2 separate regions of the Homo sapiens genome follow, and region 1 is linked to region 2. The links are chromatin contacts, found by Hi-C or POLR2A ChIA-PET in ENCODE. All regions are on one chromosome and are shown on one strand. The core of a region is the stretch at or near the end of the contact, and the rest is flanking DNA. Distances in the headings are between cores, read along the strand shown. Region 1 holds the start of BETALINC1 (Beta cell long intergenic noncoding RNA 1). Region 2 overlaps KIZ (kizuna centrosomal protein).

What was found. Hi-C counts contacts between places; a loop is a spot of excess contacts on that map. ChIA-PET counts read pairs that join two places held with the same protein, here RNA polymerase II (POLR2A). Pooled maps may share reads with other maps.
Region 1: a pooled map shows a loop between it and region 2 (2.3-fold over the local background). The contact joins the promoter of BETALINC1 here to the enhancer-like site in region 2. A Hi-C loop is called at or near these places in 3 of 168 maps with a recorded cell type or tissue (endodermal cell, posterior cingulate gyrus and posterior vena cava) and 3 of 50 pooled maps. POLR2A ChIA-PET finds 5 or more read pairs at or near these places in 4 of 52 experiments (HEK293, WTC11 and activated CD4-positive, alpha-beta T cell).

The regions. Positions count from the first base shown.
Region 1 is chr20:21,528,750-21,532,323 of GRCh38, reverse strand. It overlaps BETALINC1 (Beta cell long intergenic noncoding RNA 1), which reads right to left and starts at 2,202. Exons shown (of 2, transcript XR_007067726.1): 1 at 2,099-2,202; 2 at 1-2,004.
Region 2 is chr20:21,233,291-21,237,117 of GRCh38, reverse strand. All of the region lies in intron 11 of KIZ (kizuna centrosomal protein), which reads right to left. Among named protein-coding and RNA genes, the nearest start is that of KIZ-AS1, 17 kb to the right of the region's middle. RefSeq lists an enhancer at 524-2,966. Within about 2 kb of position 2,102, at least 3 of the 41 ENCODE cell types and tissues checked have a DNase peak (open chromatin) inside an H3K27ac peak, as active enhancers do.

The DNA of each region.
Region 1 (3,574 bases), core at 953-3,452, 300 kb before region 2:
TTAAACTTGGAAACAACTTAATGTCCATTAGGAGGTAAGTTAAAGAAATTGTGATGCATTGATACTGTGGAATATTATGCAGCCATTAAAAAGGATTAGAGACCTGCAGAGATCTTCAAAATACATTGATAAGTGAAAAAAAGGCAGACAGAGCAATGCATACTGTATGATAATATTATATGTATATGTTTGTGTGTGTACATGAATATATGTACATTGCATGTGTGTACACATAGACCCAGTGCTATCCACATAAGGTTCTATGCAAATTAGAATTCTCCTGCAAAGCACTTCATTTCTATTTGTTGTGAAAAAAAGTTATAATAAATAAACAAATCTTTAGAAACCTAAACAGAAAAAATGAACTTTCCTCCTAAGACCCTCTGGGAAGTTATATTCTAAATACCAGAGCTTTAATTAACTAGGAATTAACTAATCAGAACCCCAACCAATTTTTGACATGCTACCTGTTAGAGAAAGGTGAAAGTCCCTCATTAGAATAAACTTGCTCATACCAGGGATAAAGCATCTACTTCTCCCACCCCAAAAGGAAAAATCCAGGTCATTCTCTAGCATTAGGACCCAGTCTAATCACCCACACTCTTCTTGTCTTCAGAAATTGTGCAATAACTCCAGAAATCACAAGATCCTCTTAAAATGCTCAATTATCTTTAGAATACTTTAATCACATTGGAAGAATTGTGGACAGATACATTCTAGAAATACTTCCAACAGCAGATTAAAACAAAACAATTATATTAGCTCTAAATTAAATTTTAAGTGTTTTACACATAAAAATCCCACTCTTCAAGCTCTTATTGTAGTTTAAATTTTTACTCTTAAAATGATGTCAGCTAGAAGGGAATAAAATAAACATTTAACCCAAAATCTCACTAATGATTTGTAGTTTTGGTTAAAGAAAGAAAACTTTTTTTTTTTTACCTCAAAACATTTTAGGAAGTAGTTGATACTAATGAGCTTCATACCATCTTCCCTCAGGGAAAATAGCAAGTGTTTGTTTGTTTGTTTGTTTGTTTGTTTGTTTTTCAGACAGAGTCTCACTCAGTCACCCAGACTGGAAGGCGCTGGAGTGCAAGGGTGAAATCCCGCCTTACTGCAAACACCGCCTCCCATATTCAAGCGATTCTCCCACATCAGCCTCCCGAGTAGCTGGGATTACAGGCACCCACCATCATGCCCGGCTAATTTTTGTATTTTTGTAGAGATGGGGTTTCACCATGTTGGCCAGCCTGGTCTTGAACTCCTGACCTCAGGCGATCCACCCACCTTGGCCTCCCAAAGTGCTGAGATTACAGGTGTGAGCCGCCGCGCCTGGCTGCAGGTAGGTTTTAAAGACTCATAATTCAGAAACCATCACACAAGGTCTCCCACCCCACCTCTTCATCCCACATTTACATCATCTGAGATTCTTCAGACACTATTTTCCAATTCAGTATTAACCACAGGAGAGGAAAAGGCCTTGGGCACACTTTTGAACACTTATCAACCTTGGCTGTCGGAACAGTTTGTTACCTCCACCTCCGTATGGCCCCCACGTTTCCTTTCCTTCTGACCTCACCAGAGGCAGAGAGCAGGGGTCCCACTCTCTCCCTGCAGGTGGTCTTTCCTATCATATTCAAAAACCATTGGTAAGTTTTCCTTCTGCCTGAGGAAAGAAACACCCACTGTGTGAAAGGGAACATGGATAAATTTTTAAAGTTTTTGGAGCATCCTCAAAAGCACAAGATGGGAAGAGTAATCCACCACCACCCTCCATAAAACAAGAAAGAAGCATCTGCCGTGTCCTGCTCGAACGAACAGTACGGGATGTTCACCTGAACAGTCGGTCCCTGCAAATCCCGAGAGATGTCCTGCATATGCATCTTTTGGAGTCTATCAATATTGATGCTGTGTTTATGAACTGAGTCACCATCAACCAAGGTCTCTCTCGTCCCCTCCAGCCTGCCCTATGTAAACACTTCTGTGATTCGAAGTGTGCGGTTTCTGGAAAAACAATACATCTAATTTTCTCCTTGTTCACAGAAATCATCTGTTTCTGCCATAAGGGCCTGTGAGAGGTAGAAGATTGTCATCCTACCTTTTCCAAGTAAAAACCTTGGCCCTGCATACAAATGACCTTCCAGTTCTGCAGACGTGGACCAAGAGAAAAGGTGTGCTCAACATCTGGCCACAGACAACTCCACTGTTGTAACAATGAAGTGGTATTTCCCCCAGGATGGAAACACGTGCTCAGGAGAATAAACAAACCTCTGAATGCTATCTGTAACAGCTCCATCTGCTGGTTCCCAGATAATGTTACAGATCTGACAGGTGGTCATCGATCATATTGATCCAATAATAAACAGTGCGTTATAATAGAAGTTTTGTCGTTTTTCTTCTCAATTCATCCAGAACTGCTCCTGCCCCAGATACCAGCTAGCATACGCAAACAGCAACTGGGGAAGCTAAAATGGAGAACAAGGATAGCTTTGGAAGACAATCTAGCTCAATGGAGAACTCTCCAGAATAAAGAATATAATAAAGGAACAGTGGGGCCCTGTCTGTCCGTCTTTGAAGCATCAGACAATAGACCTTGCTGTCCTGTTCCTTGGGTTTTCCTCCCCTAAGGTGGAGGTAGTGATACTTGTAACTGGGGTCCAAGTGATGTTAAGAGGATTACAGTAATGAGGCCATGCTTGGTATGCTGTGAGCTCCTAAAAGTCTTGAGTCATATAAAGACAGAGGCCTTATAATTACATCTTTATATTCACTGGAAGTTATTATTAAGCCTAAAATCTCCCATTAATTCAGCGAGAATTAGATGTCTATCAGAGACGTACAGTTGGATATTGTAATATCCAAAGGAAGTATGTTTGGTGAAAAAAAAAGATGTGAAAGGGCCATAGTAGGCAGAGCTCAAATAGGCCAAGTTCATCATTGTTTCACTGGCAGGAAAAACAGATCCAGGAAACTTTCTTGTCTTTTTTATTTAATACATATATGCCCACTTTCCTAATGGGATTGCTATCCCAAATTATTTTCATCTGCTTAAAAGTCATATACCATCAAATCCCAGAGGCCCGCCACCGCACTGAACACCCAAACCCAAGGCGTTTGTACTCAGAGGCAGGCACTAGAATTGGACTAAATTTTGGCATCACGAGGGTACGATGGCTTGGAGCCTTTGGGCCTTCTGTGATCTTCATCATCCCCACCCTAAACTCATCCAAAGTGTCATGGGTTAAATTGTGCCCCCTCCTGTCCAGAAAGAGGTATGTTGGAGTCCTAATCTGCAGTACCTCAGAATATGACTTAATTTGAATATAGGGTCTTTACAAACATAATCAAGTTAAATTTAAGTCATTAGGGTGGTGCCTAATTCCAATATGACTGGCATCCTTGTAAAAAGAGAAACTTTAGAAGCATGGACAGATGGGTAGAGATACAGAGAGAAGATGGTCATCTACAAGGCAAGGAGAGAGGACCCAAACAGACCCTTCCTTCACTACCCTCAGAGGGAACCATGCTGCCAACCCCTTGACTTTGGACTTCTGGCCTCCAGAAATGGGAGATT
Region 2 (3,827 bases), core at 853-3,352:
GTTGGCCATGCTGGTCTCGAACTCCTGACTGCAGGCGGTCCACCCACCTTGGCCTCCCAAAGTACTGGGATTACAGGTGTGAGCCACCGCACCCAGCCATCATTTTTTTTTTTTTTTTTTTAAACAGAGTCTTGCTCCATTGCCCAGATGAGTGCATTGGTGCAATTTCAGCTCACTGCAAGTTCTGCCTCCCAGGTTTATGCGATTCTCCTGCCTCATCCTCCCAAGTAGCTGGGATTACAGGTGCACACCACCACACCTGGCTAATTTTTTTTGTATTTTTAGTAAAGATAGGGATATTCACCATGTTGGCCAGGCTGGTCTTGAACTCCTGACCTCAAGTGATCTGCCTGCCTCGGCCTCCCAAAGTGCTGGGATTACAGGCATGAGCCACTGCGCCTGGCCTGTCATATCATTTTTTTAAAAAAAGAAAAAATAGCCATGGCCCATTAACAAATATACCCAAGTTATTGTGACTCTGAGGCCTCACCAATTGAGTGTGGCAATGAGACTCAGAGGGTCCTGCCAGGAGCACTGTCTATGATGTCCAGGATAAGGAGGAATGGCTCCCGGCAGCAGGAAGTATCCTTCCAGTTCTGGAGTCTTATTAGAAGGCTGAAAATAGCTAATTTATTATAAGACATAGTCTTTAGACTCCAAATTCTAAAATTTGTAATAATTTTTGACTGCTAGTGGAAATCAGTATTACAATTTCTAAAGGAGCAATTTCAGCTTGAACGTTCCTCAAAACAGACATATGTTTCTGAAAAACAGAAGGCAAAAAATAATCCAGAAAGAAAAAAATCCCAATGACTATGCCAACAAATCTCTGTAAACACTAATTTTAGGTTTTAAAGGCCTACCAGTAATTTAACAAAGTCTGAGCGCCCCCTGATGGTTAATCGGGGTTCCTACAGAAGATGCCACTTTCAGCTGCCTGAGGTCAACTTAACTTTTTCTCTTCAAATAATCAAGCGATTGTTCTTATTTGCTTTGTGCAGAAAAAACAACGTATGTAGGCTTGTGATAAGAAACGTGACATATTTAGGAAGCTGCTAATTCAGTGGAATTTAAGAATGGAGATGTGCCAAACCCAAGACAGAGAAGAGTGCTTTTATATAAGAACCTAAAGGACTTTCAGGAAAAACTCATTTTTATTTCACTGGACTATTGGTTCCTTATAATCTTTATGTTATCCTGGGGAAAATGGCACAGTGACCAGGCAAAGACAGAAAATGCCACCGCCATCAGAGCATCAGCTGCAGGCTGGCGCCCTCCACTGGCCGCTCTGGTGGCTGCAAGGCTGGCACAGAATGCCACCCACGGTGGCCCTGCCAGGGTACAGTGGCGGGGTGACTTCTGCTACCTTTCCCCCAGGCAATTATGTTGCAAGCACACACCCTTTCCTTTTGGTAAAACATTATCTGGTCCAACCAGTAAGCTGAAGTTACAAGGCAGGAACCAGTAAGCTAAGGGCAGGCTTTTAAAATATACTCTCCATTGAACAAATGGATCCGGGAGAGTGAAAACCGCTTGCTGGGGAAGGTAAAGCGAGACAATGTTTGCAGAGGAGAGGAAGCTCTGGCATGCACCCCTGAACAAAAGGGAACAAGTGGTCTTTACTTGGAGAACGGCTTCCTATTAGGACTCACTCCTTCGTACATTATGCTTTTCATCCCCACTCAACCACAAAATGATTTTGCTGAAGCAAATACAATGGTAGAAAAAGATTTACACTGAAAGAATCTTTAATAATAAACTGTTGCCAATCTGCCTACTTGCCCGTGATTTATAATACAATAAACATCGGATTCTATTACGGCTCATGCACTGAAGCTGCTGCTCTGAAAAACGGAATATGAAAGCACCCGAACCCCACCACCATCACAATGAAATGAGCATGTATAAATGTGCTAAGAGTATCTCTTTGCATCTTTTATAGCTTGTGTGTATTAATCTGTAACGCTTATTAAGAAAGTCATTGCTATGCAAAGCAGCACCCAATCCCTTTCTCTGGCTTTTCAACAGGAGTGCACTGTTTAGCCAATAGGACGGACCCTCTGGCCCTCATTCTGCATTCATCACAGGCAACATTTGCACAATGTATCTCTCAAAGGCGGCTGAAAAGAAGGCCTTAATACTCATGTAAACAACTGCAAACCAATTACTTAATGAATCAGGCCCACACATAATGAGGTGCAGACAAAGAGCTATAAATGCATTTTTGCGCCCAAGCCGCTGCTTTAAAGTAAAATCCCTCAGCTGTAGTTTGGGCTTAACTAGCACATCATAATTATTGTCTCTAGGACATCAGAGGAAGCCATTTTTTTTTTTTTTTTTTTTTAGGTCCAGTGGGTTTTTTTTTTTTCTTTTTTTGAGGTTGCTCATCAGCTCACTGACAAAATAGAGCAAAGAAGAATTTTAAAAGTGCTACAGCAGCACTGCACTGTTATGTTTATTCTCAAGTACCGGGTTTCGAGACCACTTGTAAAAGCAATAAAGCACAAGGAGTGACTGCAGTAAGTGGGATCCTTAAATGTAAGCCTCTAAGAAATTTCAGTGAATCCAGCACAAACAGCAAAACTGGAGCTCTCCAAAGCCCAGGGTGGCATATGAACAACACCAAGCCCAGCACAAGAACCAAACCGTGACAAACAGCACGCCAAACCCACGCACTCTGGACCCAGACCTTTTCATCACTGGATTATTATCAAGTGCCTAGAACCAAGAGTTCCTTCAAGGCCTTTTTGTGTGGTTTTTTTTTTTGTTTTCTTAAAGGGGATGATGAGATTACTTGTAATTTATTAGGAAATTAATTTCATACGGAAACGATACTAATAACAAAATACCTCTGTCTCAATTTGAAGGAGGAAAATGCTTGATTTTAGTTTAGTAAAATATAGACAAGATGTGAAATTATTAGACTGAGAAATGTTTTACAAAATCCAATTGCTTTCTCAATGTCTTTAAAAATTTCCCAAAGAACCTACGTAAAGACTGTTTAGGAAGAAGTGAGTTTTTTAGTGCCTCTATATATTATTAAGCCAAATGGTAACATTCGGCCCTGAAAATTATCTGTAGAATTTACTGTCTTTTAAACTTTCTTTTAGGAGACCTAGAACTTGAATTTATAATACAATCATAATAACATAATACTTTAACACTCTTCCTGTCCCATTTACCTCCCACTTCCTTCAAAAATATGGACGAAAACTCAGGCATTAAAAATAATAACTTCTGAAAATTAAATGAGTTATTTCTCTAAAACTTAACTTGTCAAGTTTCTAAAACTTATAATTTTAGAAATTCAATCTCATTTTAATATACTCCAGGTTCTAAAAACATTGTATTGTTTATAAAATATGAATAAAAATAGGATTTTTTTCATTTAAAAAATTCAGCATTTCTGGTTCAAATCATTTTCTCTTATGGAACATTATATGTTATACTAGAAATGTAAAGTTCCTGTTCTAAAATTTCATCAGAGACAAGCAGTTAATTCAAATGTAATATAATCATCTGAAGGACACCTTTTTACTGAGCAATGCTGTTCCAAAAGGAAAGTTGCTATGCCATTTTAAACAATATTTAGCTCAAAGCAAAAGAGTAGGGTATTTCATCAGGTGATGGCTTATATTCCCATCTATAAATTCTAAGTGACCTGAAGCTACTGTGATTAGTATTTTATGTTAATGACAAATTCAGCACACAACTCTCTTATCACAGCTCAAAAAACCTACAAGAAGCGAGTGCTACAGTTTGACAAATGTGAAAAGATAAATTTTGTTCTTTATGGAAAATAAGCAAGAAAGTATTAGAAAAGGAAA